Regions from separate parts of the Mus musculus genome. Here all the other regions are linked to region 2. The links are chromatin loops, found by intact Hi-C in ENCODE. Cell type or tissue: left cerebral cortex. All regions are shown on one strand. Region 1 has its middle 31 kb from the start of Urml. Region 2 has its middle 130 kb from the start of Urml. Region 3 has its middle 19 kb from the start of Urml.

Region 1 (8,000 bases), 160 kb before region 2:
ACAAACAAAAATAAGCAAACAAAGCAGGCTAGAATGTCCATGAGATCCAAAGGAACTCCAACCAGATTCGCACAAAGACATCTGAATTCCCATGTGCATTTCAACCCTTTCAAAACCGCTCAGGTAAGGAACGACTCACGTTTGAACAAACAGAGAGACAAAGAAAGCACAGTACACACGTGATTGGACATTTCTCTGCCTCAGAAATAAAAGAGGCGCCGGAATTTAGAACAACATACATGAGGGTGGAATACTTTCTCTAAGACAAATGATATAGTCACAGAGTAACCAACGTTACGCCATGCTTTCTCAGTGGAAGAATGCAGAGTTGTAACCCAATATGTTTAAAGCTTCAATTATGTCAGATAAATAAATTGTAGAAATCTACTGGGAACATGATACCGACCCTAACAATTTAATCCTGGACACATCTGAATTTGTTGAAGAGGTAGGTCCTATGCTGTGCTCTTAATACAAAAGTAAACTAAGGAAAACTTTTTTTAAAAGACATAACTATGGGAGATACTTAGATAGTTAATACAGTAAATTTGTTGATATCACATTAAATTACACACAATGAAATGTACAGTTCTTTGTATATCAGTCATTCCTCAAATAAGGTCTATCACCTGTTATCTATCTGTCTATCTATCTATCTATCTATCTATCTATCTATCTATCTATCTATCTATTTATCTATCTATCTATCCATGCATGTGTGCATTAGTTAGACATATGCACAGATTATTTAGCAGTACAAACATCAGTGTGTGCTACTTATACCTTCCATTCCTGTTTATTAAGTTCAGGGATGAAGTGACAAAGATGCCCTTAGGGCCTGAGTGCCAACAACCAGCTCAGTCTGAAGTTGGAGTCCTCTGCTCTATTCACCAAACCATTCTGCTACTGCACAATTACCTGAGCTACATTTCTGTCTGGAAATGGGCCCTTTCATCTCCAACTACCTCCCCTTCTGTGGTTACCACACAGGCAAACAGCTGTCCTGGTTCAAAAAGTACCTTCCTTTGCACAATCCTCCTTAAACTGCTGAGTCTGGTGTGGAGAAAACAGATTAAGTGCAGCTCACATAAAAAGAATGTGCAGCGCACTGGCCTATGGCCTCCAACGGAGAGATCTACACACATATCTGAAGTCTCCGTTTAGACATATGAATGGTGGCTTGTCTTAGAAGTAAAATTAACTCACTCACTTCATTTGGGCATTTATTGTCAAGTGTTTTTATCCATGCAAAATAATTTTTTTTCTTGGAGAAATGTGCCAAGTCCCACTACATTGTTCTTTATCAGGAATTCAGATGCATTTTTGTGTTTTGTGACACAAATTATTTTTTCCATGAGACATTCTAGACAGGCTGCAGTAAGAGTGCACCTGCATCCTGTCCTGTGAGCTGGTGTAGAGACAAAAATCCCAGAGTAGGCCCTTCCCATGTTGTGCAGCAGATTCCCTCAGAAGCCTTTGCCCTCCACTTCCTTTTTAGCCTGCAGGTCACATAAGAATAGATTCTCAGTATACACTCACAGAGTCATTTGTTAGAGCCAATTTATCCTCCCTTTACTATATCAACATAGAAACACTGTTTACATCTGAGACTTGCAGACAGGGCATGTTTTCAGGTTGACAAGAAAGTCACCTGATTTATAGGTGTTGCCTGAATTCCAGACACAAATGACAGGCAGTGTCAAGCTTCCAGGGGTAATTACTAGCATGTTGAGGCTGAGTGGGCTCACACTGAAATAATGCAGGACTCTTTTTTTTTTTCAAAACTGCTCCTCCAGTATTACTATCTTGCCATTAAAGAGTCTTACATCCGGTGAAACGGGCCTCGTCTTTTAGGTCTGGAACCTCCGTTTTCTTTATGCCTTCAGGCAATCTATATTCTTCCTCAAGCTGCAGGGCTAAACTACGGAGGTGGGAGATTCCCAACTTACTCTCGGCCCTTGTTGGGTAAATCTAATCTGGGCCTTTAATTTAGGCAGAAGATGTCTTCCTAGAAGAGGTGTGAGACACTCAGGAATGACCAAGAAAGAATGACTCACTTGGCCTTCCCCCAGATCTACAGTGCGTGCAGTGGTCCAGGGGTATTGTTTCTGACCAGTGGCTCCAATCACTGTGGTTCTTTTATTTTTTAATATTCCCAGTGGATGTTTCAACACAGAATGCTCTGCCCCTGTGTCAATTAAAAAGTCCATGGGATCCCCCCCACCATCAGGGTTACCCTAGGCTCAGAGAAGGGGTCCGAGCCCCATCTCCCCTATTCATCATCTTTCAGAGTCAGGACCTTAGGGTCCCTTCCCTAATTCTTTGGGCACTCCCGTGCCCAATGCCCTTTTTTCTTACAATAGGCACATTGGTCCTTCTCTAAAATCTTCTGGACAGATCTTCTTCCTTCAGGTCTGGGTTCCTTGTTGCCCAGGTACCCTATCTGTCTATTCTCTGGCCTGTTCCTTCCTTCACGTTCCCCTAGTACTGCGGCCAAAATCCTGCTTAAATTCCTCTCCTGTCTTCTTTTCCTCTTATTCTCCCTCTCTTGTGATACACCTTTTCTATCTCCCTGACTAAATCTTGTAAAGCCATGGCATGTAATCTTTAAAAGCCATAGCAACCGCTGCTTGTTGACCCTCAGAATTCGGGTTAAAAGGAGTATAGTATCTATAAGCTTCTCTCAATCTTTCTAGAAAAACAGACAGGGGCTCTGTAGGGCCCTGCATTACTTCTCTTACCTGAGGAAAATTGGTGTGGCGTCTCATAGCTCCCTTTAGACTAGAGCCCAGCCGGTAACCTGGCAACCTCTCCCTACCTTGAGCCATCTTGTAGTTCTAATCTGGCTGGTCCAGAGGGAACACAGCGTTCCAATTATACAGATCAGCTGATTACAAAAGACTAATATTGGAAGGTCTGTAGAGACTGAGGGTCTGTGGGCAGGTCACCTAGAGCTCTCAAAGGAAAAGGAAGAAGTGGTGTCAGGAGCTCTATCTGCTGGGGGACTCTGGGTTTGTTGGCTCTGGGTCCCAGCCATCAGTCCTTGATCCACCAACTGCCACCAGCAATCCCAGAGCCAGGAGCAAGGTCCTGTGGAGGCAGAAAATAGGGCAGAGTGTGAAGCGACTCTGGCCACTCAGGAGGCCCTTCAATTTCAGAATAGATCTTGGGGGGACCTGTGGCTTTAAGAGGACGCTCTGTTTCAGGCGGAGCCTATGGTTTCAGTTCTGTATTTCCTGGTTTTGTTCTTTCATCAGCTCCCTTATACATCTTCATTGTTTGTCTTGATAGTCACTGAGGAGTTTCAGTGGGCATGGCCACATACCTGGCAGACCATCTTGTAGGATGATAGCAGTGCCGTTAAGATCTCTTACTGTGGATGTAAGAAATATCCAATATTCACCTGTGAGATGTTTAGTTGGGCACCTCTTTCTCAACAGTAGGAGCATCTTCTCTTTCTGCAGAGTTTACCTTTTCATGGTTTCCAAAGTGCAGGAAGAATGGAGAGCTGAGATGGCCTACAAGTTAATATATAGATTTTTTTCATTTACCTTGCTTCATTTATAAAATCTCTGTCCCCATTATCCATAAGGACAAAACATCCAAACAGTCATATTTGTGTGGAGGAAGGCAGAGTATGGTGTTAGAAAGCATGATCAGCGACACTTTTTTATTCTTTACAGCACAGTCTGCATCTGCTGTCACCTGAGTTTTTTTTTTTTATTTTATCCATTCAGACTGGTGTGAAGTGGTTTTGAAAGATCCTGACAGAATGTAAAAGGTCCCAAAAGTCCTGAAATTGGCAAAACAGATTTCATTGTTAGCAAAAGTTGCTTCACTGATTTAGAAAAAGAGAGGTGCACAATGCTCTGGCCACTCCTTGAAACCATATGTCCACCAATGTTTTGACCATTCCTTGAACCGAGGTGTGTGCCCACTGCTGCACCTCACTGCCAGGTGTTTGTGATGTTGGTTTCTGGGAAAGAGTTGAAAAATCTCCCCAGCAACCACAGCAAGGCCAATCCTGAGTTGCTATACCTGCAACAGACTCTTTCCTTGTACCACTCCCATACCCATTTCTTGAGAATAGACCTTATTTAGATCTGGAAACCCCTACTCACCCCTTCTCCTTTCCACCCTGAGGGCCTATAAAAACTGGGAATCCTTTCCCCTAGTGGTCGACTCTACTACCCCTGCCTGGGATATGAGTCGTCCCCAGAGCTCTGGCTTTCCCTGAAAAAAGCCTCATGTGTTTTACATCAAGCGTGGTCTCTTGTGAATTATTGGGGTTCCGCTATTGTCCTAAGGCCTGAGCGAGGGGCTCTTCTTGGGGTGTTTCCGTTTGATTTACATTTCCCTGATGAGTAAGGATGTTGAACATTTCTTTAGGTGCTTCTTGGCCATTCAATATTCCTCAGTTGAGAATTCTTTGTTTAGCTCTGTTAATAGGGTTATTTGATTCTCGGGAGTCTTGAGGAGTACACATGGCTCGAGTTGCATATGTAGCAGAGGATGGCCATGTCGGCATCAATGGAAGGAGAGGTCCTTGGTCCTATGAAGGCTGGATAGATGCCCCAGTATAGAGAAATCCAGGGTGGGGAGATTGGAGTGGGTGGGAGGGTGGAGGAACACTCTCATAGAAATAGGGGGAGGGAGGATGGGATGGGGGAAACTAGGAAAGGGGGTAACATTTGAAATGTAAATAAAGAAAATATACAATTAAAAAAAAAAGAAAAATCATGGTCTGGCTCACTGATATGACCTAGTCTTTTTAGCCAGCTTATCCTAGGGACCACACCACTTGCCTCTGCTTTCTGAGGCTGGAATTCCAAGTGTAATTCCAAGAATGATGTCCCACCCTCCTGACCTTGCGTGACTTCTAGGATTGAACTCTGGTCCTCCTGTTTTACCCCCTGAGGTATTTCCCCAGCCTTCCCGCTACATTCACAGGACTCTCATTACTTCCATAATTTGTATCCTGTGTATTCAGAACCTTTTATGTTCTACTTCTCAAAGGATTGAATTCTGATCTTCTGCTGTTTGGAGCCACTGAGAATGTCTTGGTGACATGGGATGAGGGTTGTGATGAGGATAGACTTACTTCCTGTACAGACATTTAACTGAACCCTTCGCTGAAGCCCCACTCTTGCTTCCTGGGCCTTTCTGTGACCTTGTGGCCACTTGCTGCTTTGTCTTCCACTGTGTGAACTGAATGTAATCAGTTATAGGCCTCTAAGCTGATGACACCCTACTCCCAGCTTGTTCTTTCACTTCCAACATATGCGTTTGCCTCCTAGTCAGATCCTCTCTCTCTTGTTTAAAATGAAAAAAAAAATATGATGTGATTACATTAATTCTCCTCTTTCATTTCCTTCCTCCAAACCACCCCATGTCCTTTCCAGCCAGTCATTTCTCTCTTCCCCAACTTTCTCTCTAAATGGTTTCCCCATTTTTGACAAGTATACATATATAGCATATTAGTACAATGCAATGAGAGTATTTAGTGTTGCTTGTATGTGTATGATTTCAGGGCTGCCCACATGTCATTAGATAACAATTGGGAGGGTCATCTCTGGAGAGACTAATTCTCTCTTTCTCTGAATTAAGAAGGAATCAGATTTGTAAGAACTGAAGCCAGTGCCAAATAAGAGAAATCTGACCCAAGACAACAACCCTGGAGGCCATCACTAAGACATCAAAACCATGACTTTGACACAGACACATGCAACAATGAAGAACTGGGTTAAGGTTGCTTTCACAGGAAGAGTGTGCAGTGTCAACTGAGTTCAAGGGTCTCGAGTAGATAAGGGTAATTTTTACAATAATCATCACGTGGTAAAACACTTATGAGTCTGAGTATGTTAAAAGTGAGATATTTAGGGGCGGAAGAGATGGCTGAGCGGTTAAGAGTATTGACTGCTCTTCCAGAGGACCCTGGAATGCCATAACTGACATGGAAGCTCACAACTGTCTGTAACTCTAAGATCTAACAACCTCACACAGACATACATGCAGGCAAAAACATATCAACGAGCATAAAATAAAAATAAATAAGTTAGTATTTTTAAAGCGAGATACCTAATAACTCTTCCCATATGGCACTTTTGGGCATATATCTATTAATTTTTTAAACAGAAAAACAAAGCCATTTATTTTTTAAAATGAAAACTTAGAAAATTTGAGCCATGTTATTTTGGGAAACAAATTGATGAGTTGGAGAAAGGTAATAAACTGTCTGAACTAAGACGAGACATTAGAAGTTTCAAAGTATTGCCTAGAATATAAAAAAGAGCAATGACTTTCTTTGTGGGGTTTAATGGACATGCTGTAGGGATTTATAACACTCTGAGAAAATTAGAGGCATGCAAATCATTTCATTAGATTCAAAATGTTCTCAGGTCTGAGTGTTGATGGTTCTAATCAGGCAAAAGTACACAAGTTATCTGCTCACAGCCCAATTGCCCAAACTTGTATTGGCACCTGAATTACATCAATAAAACCCCAACCCTGGTAAATTGGGAGTTTGCAGTGGTCGTTGCGACTTCCTGCCCGTTATCACAGTGACCCTGTCTTTTAAAAAGAAAAATTGGTTATTTCATTTGTTAATATTTCAAATGTTGTCCCACTTTTCGGTCTCCCCTCCTCAAACCCCTATCCCATCATCCCCTTTGCCTCTAAGAGGTTGCTTCCCAACTTACCCTCTCCTGCCTCACCACCCTAGCATTCCCCTATGCTGGGGCATTGAACCTTCACAGAACAAGGGCCTCCCCTCCCATTGATGCCAGATAAGACCACCCTGCGGTACCTATGCAGCTGGAGCATTGGACCCATCCACGTGTAGTCTTTGGTTGGTGGTTTAGGCCTTGGGAACACCATGGGGTCGAGTTAGTTGATATTTTTCTTCCTATGGGGTTGCAATCCCCTTCAGCTCTTTCAGTCCCTCCCCCAACTCTTTCATTGGGGTCCCTGGGCTCAGCCCAGTGGTTGTCTGTGAGTATCTGTATAGTGCCCACTCATAATTGCCTGGGACCAAGAGGAAAGTTGGATAGCAGACAGGCTGTGACACGAATGGGTGAGGCATCCCATGAATTGTATATTGGCTTTGTAGACAACTTAATTTTGAAACATGAGGAGTGGGGAAGATCTATGGGATTACCTTTGTTTCTGATTTTCTTTCATTCCAAATAGTAAGTAACATCTTTTCCTCTACATGGTATATTTGTGGCTAAAATCTAACAGTGGGTCATTCAGGGAAGTAAATAGAGCCATCCTCCTGTCCTGGGAACTCCAGGAGGATTTGCTTGGTTTGTTGTCCACGAATATCTTGACATGCAACTTGTTTTTAGAAGCTATGCGAATAGAGCAAAGGTATTTTCCTAAAAATTTCCCTTTTGGGTCACTTAGGTGATCCTGGATTTTGTAAGTGGGCATCATTGTATTAGTCAGGCTTCTCTAGAGTCACAGGACTTATAGATTATCTCTCTCTATTGAGGGAATTTGTTATAATTGAAAGATCCTGACAGAATATACAAGGTCACAGAAGCCATGAAATTGGCAAGATAGATTTCACTGTTAGCAGAACTAACTTCACTGATTTAGAAAAATAGAAGTGCACAATGCTCTGGCCACTCCTTGAACCTTTGTGTCTGCCAATATTTTGACCGTTCCTTGAACCCATGGGTGTAGCCACTGATGAAGCCCATTGCCAGGTGTTTGTTATATTGGTTGCCAGGAAAGAGTTGAAAAATCTCCCCAGCAACCACAGCTGGGCCAGTCATGAGTTGCTACACCTGCACCAGACTCATTCCTTGTACCCCTCCCATACCCATTTCCTGAGAATAGACATTTTTTATATCTGGAAATCCCCTTCTTACCCCCTTCACCTTTCTCCCCTGAAGGCCTATAAAAACTGGGACTTCTTTCCCCTCGAGGTCAACTCCTCTACCCCTGCGTGGGATATGAGTCGTCCCCAGAGCTCTGGCTTTCCCCAAATAAAGCCT
Region 2 (8,000 bases):
GAGATGGTCTGCCAGGTATGTGGCCATGCCCACTGAAACTCCTCAGTGACTATCAAGAAAAAACAATGAAGATGTATAAGGGAGCTGATGAAACAACAAAACCAGGAAATACAGAGACAGCTCAGGGAGTAAAGGTGAGGATCTGCGGAAGAAAAACTGCCTCAGAGAGAGAAGGAAAAACAAGGCATCATAAAACAAAAATGAAATGTTTAGGCCCAAAAGAAATATTTTTGGAAGACAAACAAACCAGAATTTCAAAAAAAAAAAATCAAAAGGGGAAACTACCATAATTAGACTCAGTGTAGTACTCTTAAAACCACAAGATTCTTAAAATTTGGTTATAGGGCTGATGGGTGTAAATGACTATAAATGATAACTCTGTAATGTCATGGTTAATCAATGATGACTAAACTTATGAATAAAGAGGAATTTAAAACGCATGTCCTGGGACAAAAGTGATATGGTTTATGTTTTAGAACAATATGAATCTATCCCTGTTGTAGTGGCTAGTTTTGTGTGTCAACTTGACACAAGCTGGGAGTATCACAGAAAAAGAGCCTCCCTTGAGGCAATGCCTCCATGAAATCCAACAGTAAGTCATTTTCTCAATTATTGATGGAGGAGGATGGGCAAGGAGACCCTCCTCCTAGCTGCCCTTCTGTTTGCCTTCAGAACTTTCAGCTCCTCGTGCATCAAGCCTGCCTGGATGCTGCAGTGCTTCTGCCATGATGATAATGGATTGAACCTCTGAACCTGTAAGCCAGACTCAATTAAACATTGTCCTTTATATGAGTTGCCTTTGTCATGATGTATGTTCGCAGCAGTAAAACCCTAACTGAGACATCTATTGAGTTCTGTATGAATAAAAAAGTACTCTGACTGCTAGTCAGTCAAGTTGTATGGTTTCTCCCAACCCCCTACTCCCAGGAACCAACCCTCACCCCACCCTGTACCTGACTATATATCTCCATTGTGCACTATGGCTATCATAGGAGCTTTTACCTGGCAGCTTTTGTTAACTCTGATATTGGTGTCAAATCCACGGAGCTATCTCCTAACCCACCATGAAAAGGATTTGCCCCCTATGTTTCCATGTTTTGTTTGTTTTTTCCACCTTCTTGATTTTTTTTCAAGTGGCAGTTCAGTCTTCTCTACACTGTCAGTTTAAGAGTCTGTCCTTTGATAATCTGGTTCTGTCCTTGCCCTTAGCAAGCATCATTAACCCTGTGGGTTCAGGCAGCTGATTAGTTTTGAACATGTGTAAGGGTCTCCTGAAGATCAGTAGGGAATACAGAGAACACAATTGATAATAAATGGAACATGACAAAACACTCCTTCTCAAGGGTGTATGAATGGCCAACAGGGATATTGCCAATATCACTAAACAGCAAGGAAATGCAGGCACAGAATATACTAAGAAAATGTGGGGATATAAAATGGAGCAGTGGCTGTGGAAACTGCGCAGAGATCCACAAACAAAAATAAGCAAACAAAACAGGCTAGAATGTCCATGAGATCCAAAGGAACTCCAACCAGAGTCCCACAAAGACATCTGAATTCCCATGTGCATTTCAGCCCTTTCAACATCAGCTCAGGTAAGGAACGACTCACGTTTGCACAAACGGAGAGACAAAGAAAGCACAGTCCACATGTGATGGGACATTTCTCTGCCTCAGAAATAAAATAGGCATTATAATTTGAAACAACAGACATCAGCATGGAATACTTTCTCTAAGATAAATGATATAATCACAGAGTAAATAAACTTAGGTCATGCTTTCTCAGTGGAGGCATTCAGAGTTGTTACCCAATATGTATAAAGCTTCAATTATGTCAAATAAGTTGTGGAAATGTACTGGGAACATGATACTGACCCTAAAAATTTAATCCTGGACACATCTGAATTTCTTGAAGAGGTAGGTCCTATGCTGTGCTCTTAATACAAAAGTAAACTAAGGAATAATATTTTTTATGTTCTTTTTTTATTGGGTATTTATTTCATATACATTTCCAATGCTATCCCAAAAGTCCCCCACATGCTCCACCACCCAACCACGCCCATTTCTTGGCCCTGTTGTTTCCCTGTACTGAGGCATATAAAGTTTGCAGGACTAATGGTCCTCTCTTTCCACTGATGGCCAACTAGGCTATCTTCTGATTCATATGCAGCTAGAGACACAAGCTCTGGGGTGGGGGTGGGGTACTGGTTAGTTCATATTGTTGTTCTAGGAATATTATTTTTAAAGACATAACTATGGGAGATACTTAGATAGTTTAATACAGTAACTTTGTTGATACACTTTAAATTACACACAATAAAATGTGCAGTTCTTTGTATATCAGTTGTTCCTCAAATAAGATGTATCACCTGTTATCTATCTATCTATCTATCTATCTATCTATCTATCTGTTCATGCATGTGTGCATTAGATAGACATATGCACAGATTATTTATCAGTACAAACACCTGTGTGTGCTAATTATGAATTTCATTTCTGTTTATTAAGTTCAGGGATGAAGAGACAGAGACACACTCAGGGCCTGAGTGCCAACACTCAGCTGTGTCTGAAGTTGGAGTCTTCTGCTCTATGCATCAAGACATTCTGCTACTGCACACTTACCTGAGCTACATTTCCATCTGGAAAAGGGCCCTTTCAGCTCCATCTACCTCCTCTTCTGTGGTTACCACACAGGCAAACAGCTGTCCTGGTTCAAAAGGTACCTTCCTTTGCACAGTCCTCCTTAAACTGCTGAGTCTGGTGTGGAGAAAACAGATTAAGTGCGGCTCACATAAAAAGAATGTGCAGCACACTAGCCTATGGCCTCCAGCAGAAGAGATCTGCACACAGATCTGAAGTCTCCGTTTAGACATATGAATGGTGGCTTGTCTTAGAAGTAAAATTAACTCACTCATTTCATTTGGGCATTCATTGCCTAGTGTTTTTATCCATGCAAAATAAATACAGGAACACAGATGGAAGCAGTTTCCTAGTGGAAGGATAAGAGGATGGCAGGGGTGGCGGTGGTAGATGGTAAGCAAGTCGTGTGGTCTGGCAGCCTGCCTGAATGTATGTCAGCTGAAAAAAGCTGAATTAATTTCTCTGACCCAGGCAGTTTGGATGGCTGAGGGCAGTCCAACAACATTTACACCGATAGCTGGTATGCTTTTGCTACAGCCCATGTCCACAGTGCCATCTATAGACAAAGAAGGTTGCTGACATCAGCAAGCAAGGACATAAAAAATAAAGAGGAGATTCTGAGCCTCCTTGAGGCTATTCATCTGCCTGCCAAAGTGGCCATTATACATTGTCCTGGACATCAAAAAGGGCACGATGCTGTGACAAGGGGGAATAATATGGTTGGTGTTAAAGCTAAACAGGCTGCACTCAGCCCTAAGATACTGCCCTTCAGGACTCGACAGATAGAATCTCTCCAGAAAGTTGCTCTGCTGGAACTGTGCAGCCAGAGTTTTGAGTATACCTACCCCTGAAGATATGAAACTAATGTACAATTTATTGTTTACTGCAGAAAATTCACAGGGCCAATCAACAGCCAGTAATGGTAAAATGATATTACCACAGAAAGAAAAGATTTATTGAAAATATACTTCGGCTATCCCACCTGGGAGTCAAATGCCTGCAAACCCTGGTCAAAGCATCTGCTTTTTATGTTTTAAGACTCTCTGATGTTGCAGAAGCAGTAGTTAAGAGCTGTGTAACGTGTGCCATGACTAATGCAGGACATTCAAGATATCCTCCAGGAAGAAGACTACAAGGAGATCACCCTGGAGCCTATTGGGAAGTAGATTTTACTGAAGTAAAGCCAACTAAGTATGGTAATAAATATCTCTTAGTTTTTATAGATACCTTTTCAGGATGGGTGGAGGCCTACCCAAGAAAAGAGAAACTGCCAATGTTGTAGTTAAGAAAATCCTAGGAGAAGAAAAAAAAAAAAGAAAAGAAAATCCTAGAAGAAAATTTTCCACGGTTTGGAATACCTAAGGTAATAGGGTCTGACAACGGACCTGCCTTTGTTGCCCAGTTAGTCAGGGACTGGCCATCCAACTGGGGATTGATTGGAAATTACATTGTATTATAGACACCAGAGTTCACGACAGGTAGAAAGGATGAATAGAACTCTAAAAGAGACCTTGAGTAAATTGACCTTAGAGACCAGCGAAAATTACTGGACAGCCCTCCTTCCCTTTGCCTTGTTCCCCGTTAAGAACACACTGGGGAAATTTAAGCTCACTCCATATGAAATTCTATATGGGGGGCCTCCCCCACTCACTGAAGTAGAGAGAGCATTAGATCCTTTAAATTTTAACCCTGGTCCTTCATTGTTTACACGCATGAAAGCCCTAGAAGTGGTCAGAAACATAGCCTGAGAGCAGCTCAAAGAGCCCTACGAACCAGGAGACTTGATGATACCACACCAGTTCCAGGTGGGAGATTCAGTTCTTGTCTGAGGACATCAAACTGAGAATCTAAAACCTTTTTAGAAAGGCCCTTGCATCGTGCTGCTGACCATCCCCACTGCTATCAAAGTAGAATGCATCTCAGCTTAGATTCATGCCTCTCAGGTAAATCGAGCTCCTGAAGAATAAATCCCCTTGGCTGACCACCTTCATTTCTACTCTGATAGACACTTGAATAATTTTGCTTTTACGGCTGATGTGTGGCCCAATAGTTCTTAATAAATTGGTGACCTTTATTAGAGAGAAGATTGGTGCTGTCCAGCTGTTAGTACTAAAACAACAATACCAGTCTCTGCAGAACCTTAAAGAAAAGATTGCAGTTTAGTTCTAAATTAGAACTAGTAACTAGAAGAAGTGGGGAATGACAGATCCTGACAGAATGGAAATGGTCACAGAAGCCTTGAAATTGGCAAGATATTTGGCACTGTTAGCAGAACTAACTTCACTGATTTAGAAAAATAGAGGTGCACAATGCTCTGGCCACTCCTTGAACCCTTGTGTTTGCCAATGTTTTGATCAATCCTTGAACCCATGTGTGTGCCCACTGATGAAGCCCATTGTCAGGTGTTTGTGATATTCATGGCTAAGAAAGAGTCAGAAAATCTCCCCAGCAACCACAGCCCGGCCTATCCTGAGTTGCTGCACCTGCACCAGACTCTTCCCTTGTACCCCTCCAATACCCATTTCTTGAGAATAGACATTGTTTAGATCTGGAAATCCCCTAATCCCCCCTTCTCCTTTCTCCCCTGAGGGCCTATAAAAACTGGGACCTCTTTCTCCTCTTCCCCTGCTTAGGATATGAGTTATCCCCAGAGCTCTGGTTTTCCCCGAATAAAAACTCACGTGGTTTGCATCAAGCTTGGTCTATTGTGAGTTCTTGGGTGTCTGCTATTGTCCTGAGGCCTGAGAGAGGGGCTCCTCAGATTCTTTCAGAATGACTTACAGTTTGTATTCCAACTCACCCAACAATGGGCAGCTGTGAAAGGGTCCAAAAATCTAATAGTTGCTCAATTCCATGCAACTAGTTGTTTCAGCTGGTGTTCTGTATAAGCTGGTGAAAGACCCCCGAAGGGAGACCCTCACTCAAGCCTCGGGACAGCCGCGGACCCAAGAAGACACTGAGACCGAACTCAAAATGTTGAAGGCAAGAGTTAATAAAGCAGCAGCATGAAAGCAGCACATAGACCAGAGCTCTGGGGTTGAAACTCATACACCTAGTGGTGTAGAGGAGAATCGACGACCAGCCAAATTTTTCACAGGCTTATATAGGAAAACTCAAGGGGGGAGAGCGGGGTAGGGAAAGTACAAGTTTACATAACTAAGGGGTTCTGCCAAGGGACAAGGGGTTCTGCCAAGGGATTCTACGTAACTAAGGGGTCATGTCCTATTATTTGGCAATGTACCCAGTTCATTCTGAGGTTGTTCCAGGAGGCCCTTATCTCAAAAATGTTCTTGGAACAGTCTTTAGTTGGGAGGGTTCGAACTCTAGGGTGAGGAGTTCAGGAATGCATTCTGGGGTGAAGAGTTCAGGAGTGTTCTGGGAACACTCTCTAGATGGGAGGGGTCGGGCTCTGGGGTGAGGAAGAGTTCAGTAATTTTTTATTCTTCATTCCCCACTCCTTTTAGGAAATAGCTCTAATCTTAGAGCTAGTTTTCAACCTCCTGAAGGACCCGATATTGTTGCCTTAGTACCATAACCTGTACTGCATTTATCCTTTCTCTAATAAAAGCTACTAACTTATTAAGGATGTAGGGGCCAAAAGTAAGCAAAAGCATAAGAGTAATCAAAGGTCCTGCTATGGTGGAGAGGAGAGTGGTGAGCCAAGGGGACTTATTAAACCAGCTTTCGAATCATCCTTGTTGGCTTTCTCTTTCTCTTTTACGTATATCTAGGCGTTCTCTAAGTTTGGCCATAGAATCTTTGATTACCCCTGAATGGTCAACATAAAAACAACATTCTTCTTTTAGGGCAGCACAGAGTCCTCCTTCTTTAAGGAATAATAAGTCTAATCCCCTTCTATTCTGTAGCACCACTTCGGACAGGGAAGTTAAAGATTCTTCTAATTTGGTTATAGACTGTTCTATAGTTCTAAGATCAACATCCATAGCTGCACGTAGTTCTTCATAGTATTGGGGGGTCTTAATTAAGGCAGCGGTTCCTGTACCTACTCCAGCCGCTACTCCTAATCCTAACAGAACTGCCAAAGTTAGGGTAACGGGCTCTCTTCTCCAGCGGACCCAATGCTCAAATTTGTCTAAAAAGGAGCTATCATCATGATACAGGAGTCTAGGAATAAGCTGAACCAAAATGCAGAAATCTTTGGAACTATTAAAAACAGACATAGACACACAAGGAGTGAGACCGGTATTGCAAGCCCATACTGTGTCTAAGGGGGGCACTAGATACTGACCACTTTTGCTAGACTGGATGTTCCGGGTCTGATTACAGAGGTGCCCTTTATCCTGAGGTACCCGGCCCAAACAAAGCCCTCTTCCTGAAACTGCTGATAGAGTCAACTTTCTGTTTTCTCCCCAAAGACATTGAGAATGATCTGAAGTGATATTATAAGTTCTGATCTGAGCTATTCCTTCATAATAAGGGGGGCTAGAGGTATAGCATAACCAGCATGATTGAGTCATATTAGGGTTAGTTCTATTTAAAGCTAAAAAAGCTCCCTGGACTAGACTGACCAGACGGTTCTCTGTACCTAGTGGTGGTGGGGAAGCCAAGGTAGGCTTTATGAGGGGAGTATTAGTCCCTAGAGAGGGTACCACTGAGTTGGGCTGTGGAGTTGGTGGAGCTGGTACGGCTGGGACCTTTGGGGGAGCCGGTACGACTGGGGGGCCCTGTTCTATAAGGACCTTGTTGGGCCCAACGAGTGTCACTGCCGGGTCTCTCACTGTCAGCCTGATCATGAAAATGAACCCAGGATCTCTTAGTGGAATGTATACTCGCCAACCCCACCTATTTCCTTTAAGCCAACTTAGACGGTGTTGTTTCCCTTTCTCAGTGAACTTTATAAGTAGGGGGTTGCAGTATTTACCTTTGCATGGTCCTGGGGGGCTGTTTTTAAAAGCGCACCCATTCTCTGGATATTTATAGGGGTTTCTTTCTCCTTGGTTTGACTTATCATAGCCACTTCTTCGTTTTACCGTGATTAGGTCCCAGCCAGAGGAGGGCTTCCAGTAAGCTTCCCCTGTCATTTCACATGTCCATTTATCACAAAAGTAATCTGATGCCCCTCCACATTCTCGTTGAAGCCTTTTGCTCTGACCCTGACCAGGGCAAACATAAAATTGTGCAGCTCTAAGATTAGCTCGGTAAAACTGCCCCGAACACCCATATGTGTTCCCTATCCCGTTTGGGACACACCGCTCTTCAGGGGGTGGGTTACTAAGATCGGTATGATCGGGGAGGTCCCATTTGGGGGATCCTGCCACTAACTTACAGATGTCAGGTGTGAGATCAGGCCACCAAGTCCAGAGGGGATGGACTGCAGTGGTTGCCCACACAATGTTTCCC
Region 3 (8,000 bases), 150 kb before region 2:
CAGGGGTGGCGGTGGTAGATGGTAAGCAAGTCATGTGGGCTGGCAGCCTGCCAGAATGTATGTCACCTAAAAAAGCTGAATTAATTGCTCTGGCCAAGGCCCTTTGGATGGCTGGGGGCAATCCATCAACATTTACACCGATAGCTGGTATGCTTTTGCTACAGCCCATGTCCACAGTGCCATCTATAGACAAAGAAGGTTGCTGACATCAGCAAGCAAGGACATAAAAAATAAAGAGGAGATTCTGAGCCTCCTTGAGGCTATTCATCTGCCTGCCAAAGTGGCCATTATACATTGTCCTGGACATCAAAAAGGACACGATGCTGGGAGGAGGGGGAATAACATGGCTGGTGTTAAAGCTAAACAGGCTGCACTCAGCCCTAAGATACTGCCCTTCAGGACTCGACAGATAAAATCTCTCCAGAAAGTTGCTCTGCCAGAACTGGAACTGTGCAGCTAGAGTTTTGAGTACACCTACCCCTGAAGATATGAAACTAATGGACAATTTAGGGATTACTGCAGAAAATTCACAGAGCCAACGAGCAGCCAGTAGTGGTAAAATAATATTACCACAAAAAGAAGAGAAAAGATTTATTGAAAATATACTTCGGCTGTCCCACCTGGGAGTCAAACGCCTGCAAACCCTGGTCAAAGCATCTGCTTTTTATGTTTTAAGACTCTCTGATGTGGCAGAAGCAATAATTAAGAGCTGTGTACCATATGCCATGCATGACTAATGCAGGACATTCAAGATATCCTCTAGGGATAAGACTAAGAGATCACCCTGGAGCCTATTGGGAAGTAGATTTTACTGAAATAAAGCCAGCTAAGTATGGTAATAAATATCTTTTAGCTTTTATAGATACCTTTTCAGGATGGGTGGAGGCCTACCCAAGAAAAAAGAAACTGCCAATGTTGTGGTTGAGAAAATCCTAGAAGAAAATTTTCCACGGTTTGGACTACCTAAGGTAATAGGGTCTGACAACGGACCTGCCTTTGTGCCCAGGTAAGTCAGGGACTGGCCATCCAACTGGGGATTGATTGGAAATTACATTGTGCTTATAGACCCCAGAGTTCACGACAGGTAGAAAGGATGAATAGAACTCTAAAAGAGACCTTGACTAAATTGACCTTAGAGACCAGCGAAAATTACTGGACAGCCCTCCTTCCCTTTGCCTTGTTCCCCGTTAAGAACACACTGGGGAAATTTAAGCTCACTCCATATGAAATTCTGTATGGGTACCCCCACCCCCCGCTCACTGAAGTAGAGAGAGCTTTAGATCCTTTAAAATTAAACCCTGGTCCTTCATTTTTTACATTCATGAAAGCCCTAGAAGTGGTCAGAAACACCGCCTGAGAGCAGATCAAAGAGCCCTTCGAACCAGGAGACTTGATGATAGCACACCAGTTCCAAGTGGGAGATGTAGTTCTCGTCTGACTACATCGAACTGAGGATCTAAAACCTTGTTAGAAAGGCCCTTACATCGTGCTGCTAACCACCCCCACTGCGGTAAAAGTAGAAGGGAACTCAGCTTAGATTCATGCCACTCAGGTAAATCGAGCTCCTGAAGAATAAATCCCCTTGGCTGACCACCCTCATTTCTACTCTGATAGACACTCTAATAATTTTGCTCTTACTGCTGATGTGTGGCCCGATAGTTCTTAATAAATTGGTGACCTTTATTAGAGAGAAGATTGGTGCCGTCCAGCTTTTAGTACTAAGACAACAATACCAGTCTCTGCAGAACCTTAAAGAAGAGATTGCAGTTTAGTTCTAAGATTAGAACTAGTAACTAGAAGAAGTGGGGAATGACAGATCCTGACAGAATGTAAAAGGTCACAGAAGCCCTGAAATTGGCAAGATAGGTGTCACTGTTAGCAGAACTAACTTCAATGATTTAGAAAAATAGAGGTGAACAATGCTCTGGCCACTCCTTCAAACTGTGTCTGCCAATGTTTTGACCAATCCTTGAACCCATGCTGTGCCCACTGATGAAGCCCATTGTCAGGTGTTTGTGATATTGATGGTGGAGAAAGAGTCAGAAAATCTCCCCAGCAACCACAGCCCGTCCAATCCTGAGTTGCTACACCTGCACCAGACTCTTTCCTTGTACCCCTCCCATACCCATTTCTTGAGACATTGTTTAGATCTGGAAATCCCTTACTCCCCCCCCCTTATACTTTCTCCACTGAGGTACTATAAAAACTGGGACCTCTTTCTTCTCGAGGTGGACTCCTCTACTCCTGCGTGGGATATGAGTTGTTCCCAGAGCTCTGGCTTTCCCCAAATAAAGCCTCATGTGGTTTGCATCATGCTTGGTCTATTGTGAGTTCTTGGATGTCCGCCATTGTCCCGAGGCTTGTTCGAGGGGCTCCTCGAAGTCTTTCAGAATGACTTACAGTTTGTAGTCCAACTCACCATACAATGGGCAGCTGTGAATGGGTCCAAAAATCTAATAGGTGCTCAGTTCCATTCAACTAGTTTTTTCAGCTGGTGTTCTGTATAGGCTGGGATCCTGAAGAGGTAGGTTCCAACAGATGTTCTGGCAAGTAAATGCAAGCAGGCAAAGAAAACTGAGTCTTTTTTTTCTACCAATATTTTTCTGCAAGCCTCCAACATAAGGTGTAACTCAGATAAAAGGTGTATACTACCATGCCTGGGTCTGGAACATGATTTGTCCTAGGATGACCTTGAACTCAGAGTTCTACTTGCCTGAGTATCATGGGATAAAAGGCATGTACTACCTTGCCTGAGCCTAAGATTTTTATGGCCTTTAAGCCTAAAATCTCTTTGTCAAGATCTGGGTCAGAAGCCTGTGTATTACAGCCTCAAAATCTGGATCACAGGTGTGACCTCCATTTCTGGATTGTTGTTCATTCCTGAAGTGGTCACGTTGTCAATCAGGAATAGCTGTCACAATCAGTTTTACAGTCATGCTTTTACAGGACCTGCTCACAGTGCTTCATTTGGAAGAATTTTCTCAAAGGTTTAGTGGCTCAAGCATACCCATCTATCATATCCTAGTAATGGGCCACTGCTATGTGCTCAATGTTTTAACTGTTCTCCTTTCTTACACCATGGTAAGCATGCAGGCATTCTCTCTTGCATATCACAGGCACTTCACGAAGAAGAGGCGTGGTGACAAGCACAATGTGCCTTGTCTCAGACTGGAGGGGTCCTGACTGCATCCCACTGCACCAATGAACAAACCACACACTGTGTTGCTAGACAGCAACTTCCAACATATGACCACACACAGATGCCAAAGATTTTAGAAATTTGGGTAAAAACAAAACAAAACAAAACAAATATTCCCTTTGAGAATCTGTTCTAAGAGCCATTTATTATCTTTGATTGTGCTGCAGTATGCTTCCCTTTTGTTCTTTCAAACCTAAGCTTACAGGCCCTAGATTCTGTAAACTGTGGGATAACGATAAAAACTGTGGGACCCACAGACTTGCATTCCTCAGTTATGAGCAGCATCTTCATGTTTCCAATCATAGGAAATTTAAGGTAGTAGATGCAAACACCTGGTTTTAACTTTTAAAAAATACTTGTTAGATTGTATTTAGTATGCATGTATTTATCTGACTTAGTGTGTGTGTGTGTGTGTGTGTGTGTGTGTGTAAGTGAGTGTGTGTGTGTGTGTGTGTCTGTCTGTCTGTCTTTCGGTTTATCTGTCTGTCATCTGCACACATGAATAAATACCACAACCAGAGAACAACTTGTAGGAGTCAGTTTTCTCTCTGCAATGTGAGTCTTGGGGATCAAAGCAGGTGTCAGGCTTGGCATCAAATGTCTTTACTTGCTAGGTGACTTTGATTACCCTCATTTTAACATCTTCACTAGACAAAGACATCTTTTCCAAGTTAGGAATCACCAGTTGTGATGGTCTGAATAAAAATGGCTCCTATAGGCCAATACATTTGGATGCTTTTAAAAAGGATTGGAAGAAGGCTGGAGAGATGGCTCAGCAGTTAAGAGCACTGACTGTTCTTCCAGACGTCCTAAGTTCAATTCTCAGCAACCACAGGGTGGCTCACAGTCATCTGTAGTGGGATCTGATGCCCTCTTCTGGTGTTTCTGGAGGCAGTCACAGTGTACCCATATATATGAAATAAGTAAGTAATTAAAAAAAAGAGTAAAAGAGTGTCCTTATTGAAGGAGGTTTCAAGAGCTCACAGCAGGCGCAGTCTCTGTTGGTCTCTACCTCAAGATAAGATGTAGGCTCTCTGGGTATTGTTGTAGCAGGAGCCTGTCTGCCTGCTGAGGTGCTCCCCCTACTGTGATTGCCTTGTACTAACCCTCCAAAGGTGTAATCCAGCTGAAAATCAAATGCCTTCTGTAAGAGTCGCATTGGTCTTGGTATCTCTTCACAGAGGTAGGAAAGTATCTAAGTTGCCAATGCGTTCACTTGGCCCCGGCCTGGTCAATAAACTTAGTAGTAAACTCTGGTTGTCTTTGGAGCCCATTGAGTGGCCCCTCTCAGTCCATCCTTGGAAAGCTAGGGAAGGTGTAGCAAAGGCAAATGTCTACATTGCTGAAGGGCCAGGGCTTCGGGCCCTTTGGGAAGAGACCACATGAGCAGCTTTACTCACATTTGGAATATCTATGACTCTGATAATGAAGCTGTGACAATATTTTCCTAAATACGGGAGAGCCATAATATGTCTGCCTGTGTCTCCCAGGAGCACAGACAAGTAGTTTGTAAAGCCAGGCCTCCCCAAGAATTGCGGGGCTTTCTGGGGACCCAGTTTAGGTTCAGTAATAAAGACACAGGCACATCCGTATAGTAGAACTCTGTTGTCCTGTTTTCTGGGCCAGCCACTCAGCTAGATTTCAACTTAACCCTTCGTCTGCTGTTGTTTCTCTCCATGTGGCTCTGAATGCATGGAGTGGCTATTCCTGGTTGTCAAATTGACTATATCTGGAATGAACTACAATCCAGAATTGGATGGCTCACCAGTGACCCTAATCTGGAGGCTTGGGAGATAAAAGTTTCTGACCTGGATCTTGATATGGAGATCTTGACGCCTAGTGGCTATGGATTCCAGAAGATTAAGACAAGGTGATCTCTGAGTTCAAGGTCATCTGGGATTAAAGGTGTGGTGGCACACACCTTTAATCTGGGTTACACCTTTTGCTGGAGACTATATAAGGACATTGGAAGAAGGAAAGCTCACTCTCCTTTGGCTCCTTGCAGTGTGGGACTGAGCAACTGCTAGATCCTTGGACTTCCATTCTACAGCTGCTACTGACTGTTGTTGGGAGTTGGACTGCAGGCTGTAAGTAATAAGTTCCTTTACTATACTGAGACTATCCATAAGTTCTATGACACTAGAGAACCCTGATAGTACACTGCTCTTCCTCCCTGTGCCTTTCATGTCGGTGCTTCCATCCTGCTACATCCCTGCCTGTTAGTCCTTCTACCCAGCTCTAGCCACCAGGTCTTTATTATACAAAAAGCCATGCTCTTCACTCGTCCACTAGGCAGTGGGGGCTTACATGACCTTCCCCAGGGTGGCTTGTCTTTTTTTGGGGGGCAGGTGAGGAAAGGACCTCATTTCATTTGCATATCCTGCTAGCCTGGCACAGTCAACATGGCAATTAACAATTGAGAATACAGGGACATACGGTACTGCATGTGTGGTTATCCCACACTCAAGAATAATAGCTGTGCTCAGCCTGGAAGAAATTGTCCACATTTCTTCGCTCAGGGTTTAATTTTAAATTCTAAGTGAGTTAGCAAGTCATTCCGCAGTTCCACTTACCACATTCTGAGGTGAGACGTTGGGACTATGATGATGAGCCCATGAAGGACAGAGATATTTTTGTGTTCTTGGCCACCTGGCCTTTGTGAGTGAATCAGTGTACTTTGGAAAATGGTGGTAATGTAAATTGAGTGAGAAGCCAAAACTTACAGTTTTTCATTTTCCCAGTGATGAACCTTGGGACCTGAGGTCCTCCGGCCCACACTTTTATGTTCAAAGCAATTTCTCCCAGAATGTTTTACTTAACTCCTGAACCAAGGAGTCTGAAAGCCGGCCTGGGTTGTGCAAAGAGTTTCTTGATTATTTCTTGTGGACAGTTGGTATGCATTAATGCTGTTACTATAGTATCAAAGAAATAGAAGAGAGAGCACAAATAGCAAGATTTGAAGCTGTTGGAAAGTCAGGCCTCCCCAAATATTACAGGGCTTTCAGGGGACCCAATTGAGGTTCAATAATAAAGACACGGACACATCTGTATAGTAAGAGGCTGTTGTCCTGTCACAGAAGACACTAACTTGTACCCCAGGATCTCTCTTTCTTTTTCTATAGCTTTCTGCTTCTTCCAAGCGTGGTTACCCCTCAACACTATTAAATCTGATTCTTGGCTATCTTTGATATACCCAAGAACATTACCATTTTTTTTAAATTCTAATTTTAAACACCTACAAAATTGGAATCCGATGTTTAAGTCATTTGCATAGTTGGGTAATTCCATCCTACCATCTCTAATGTCTTCTTTGCAGTGACCGGAGGCCCATCACAGCAGAAGAGAACGGAGCACTTTAACCTATAAAGACAAAGAATTCTACAGGTAACAAACCTCAGAACCACAGCTAATTAGCATAGACACACCTGACAAGTTTTATTCTTTGTACCTATCTTTGTGACTTCCCAATTATACCATTTCTTTTTAATTACTTTACTTTTCTGATTTTTTTTAAAATATTTTTATTACGTATTTTCCTCAATTACATTTCCAATGCTATTCCAAAAGTCCCCCATACCCTCCCCCCAACTCCCCTACCCACCCATTCCCACTTTTTGGCCCTGGCATTCCCCTGTACTGAGGCATATAAAGTTTGCGTGTCCAGTGGGCCTCTCTTTCCAGTGATGGCCGACTAGGCCATCTTTTGGCACATATGCAGCTAGAGTCAAGAGCTCCGGGGTACTGGTTAGTTCATAATGTTGTTGCACCCACAGGGTTGCAGATCTCTTTAGCTCCTTGGATACTTTCTCTAGCTCCTCCATTGGGGGCCCTGTGATCCATCCAATAGCTGACTGTGAGCATCCACTTATGTGTTTGCAAGGCCCAATTATACCATTTCACTTTAATTACTTTACTTTTTTGAATTTTTTAATAAGTGCATCACCTTTTAAGTTACTTACATTAAATGTCTTTAAATTATTCTTAACTGAGCACTGTTTTGGCCAAACTTTTTAATTGCTCACCTTCTTTGTTTACTTAAAGTTTGCAGTTGCAGTTCCTGCCCAATGGTTTCTTTTGCTCAGTGGACCATTAGTAAAATGCGTGGGAAAAGTTGGACTGAAAATGGGGAGAGAAGGAGTCCCCTCCACAACCTCGTTCTCAAGAGATTCAGAGGGAGCACCCTCAAGGACCAAGTGCTCAAGAGACTCAGAGCGAGGACCCTCAAAAACTTCGTGCTCAAGAGATTCAGAGGGAGCACCCTCAAGGACCAAGTGCTCAAGAGACTCAGAGCGAGCACCCTCAAGAACTTCGTGGTCAAGAGACTCAGAGGGAGCACCTTCCACAACTTCATGCTCAAGAGATTCAGAGGGAGCACCCTCCAGGACGTGGTGCTCAAGAGACTAAGAGGGAGCACCCTTGAGAACCTCATGCTCAAGAGATTCAGAGGGAGCACCCTCCAGGATCTCGTACTCAGGAGATTCAGAGGGAGCACCCTCCAGAACCTCGTGCTCAAGTCACTAATAGGGAGCACTCTCCAGGATCTCGTGCTCAGGATATTCAGAAGGAGCACCCTCCACAGCCTCATACTCAGGAAACTCAGAAGGAGCTCCCTCTGTGACCTCGTGCTCAGGAGACTCAAAGGGAGCACCCTCCAAGACGTCATGATCAGGAGACTCAGATGGAACACTCTCAAAAACCTCATGCTCAGGATACTCAGAGGGAGCACTCTCCAAAACCTCATGTTTAAGAGGAAGACGGTGATTGAACCTTATATCAAGGTAGAACCGTGAGTCTGGTATTG

Evidence for each region. A loop is a pair of places that touch in the nucleus more often than their neighbours do. Peaks named below come from ENCODE experiments on the same cell type or tissue, not always from the same donor. Only the 100,000 strongest peaks of a DNase experiment are listed, where the experiment ranks them.
Region 1: it touches region 2 in a loop (6-fold over the local background); 12 of 42 quality-filtered maps call a loop at or near these places.
Region 3: it touches region 2 in a loop (5-fold over the local background); 12 of 42 quality-filtered maps call a loop at or near these places.

The regions. Positions count from the first base shown.
Region 1 is chr13:68,261,543-68,269,542 of GRCm38, reverse strand. No RefSeq gene overlaps it. Among named protein-coding and RNA genes, the nearest start is that of Urml, 31 kb to the right of the region's middle. In left cerebral cortex, no CTCF peak of the experiment used is centred here; no DNase peak of the experiment used is centred here.
Region 2 is chr13:68,101,303-68,109,302 of GRCm38, reverse strand. No RefSeq gene overlaps it. Among named protein-coding and RNA genes, the nearest start is that of Urml, 130 kb to the left of the region's middle. In left cerebral cortex, no CTCF peak of the experiment used is centred here; a DNase peak (open chromatin) is centred at 3,030.
Region 3 is chr13:68,250,226-68,258,225 of GRCm38, reverse strand. No RefSeq gene overlaps it. Among named protein-coding and RNA genes, the nearest start is that of Urml, 19 kb to the right of the region's middle. In left cerebral cortex, no CTCF peak of the experiment used is centred here; no DNase peak of the experiment used is centred here.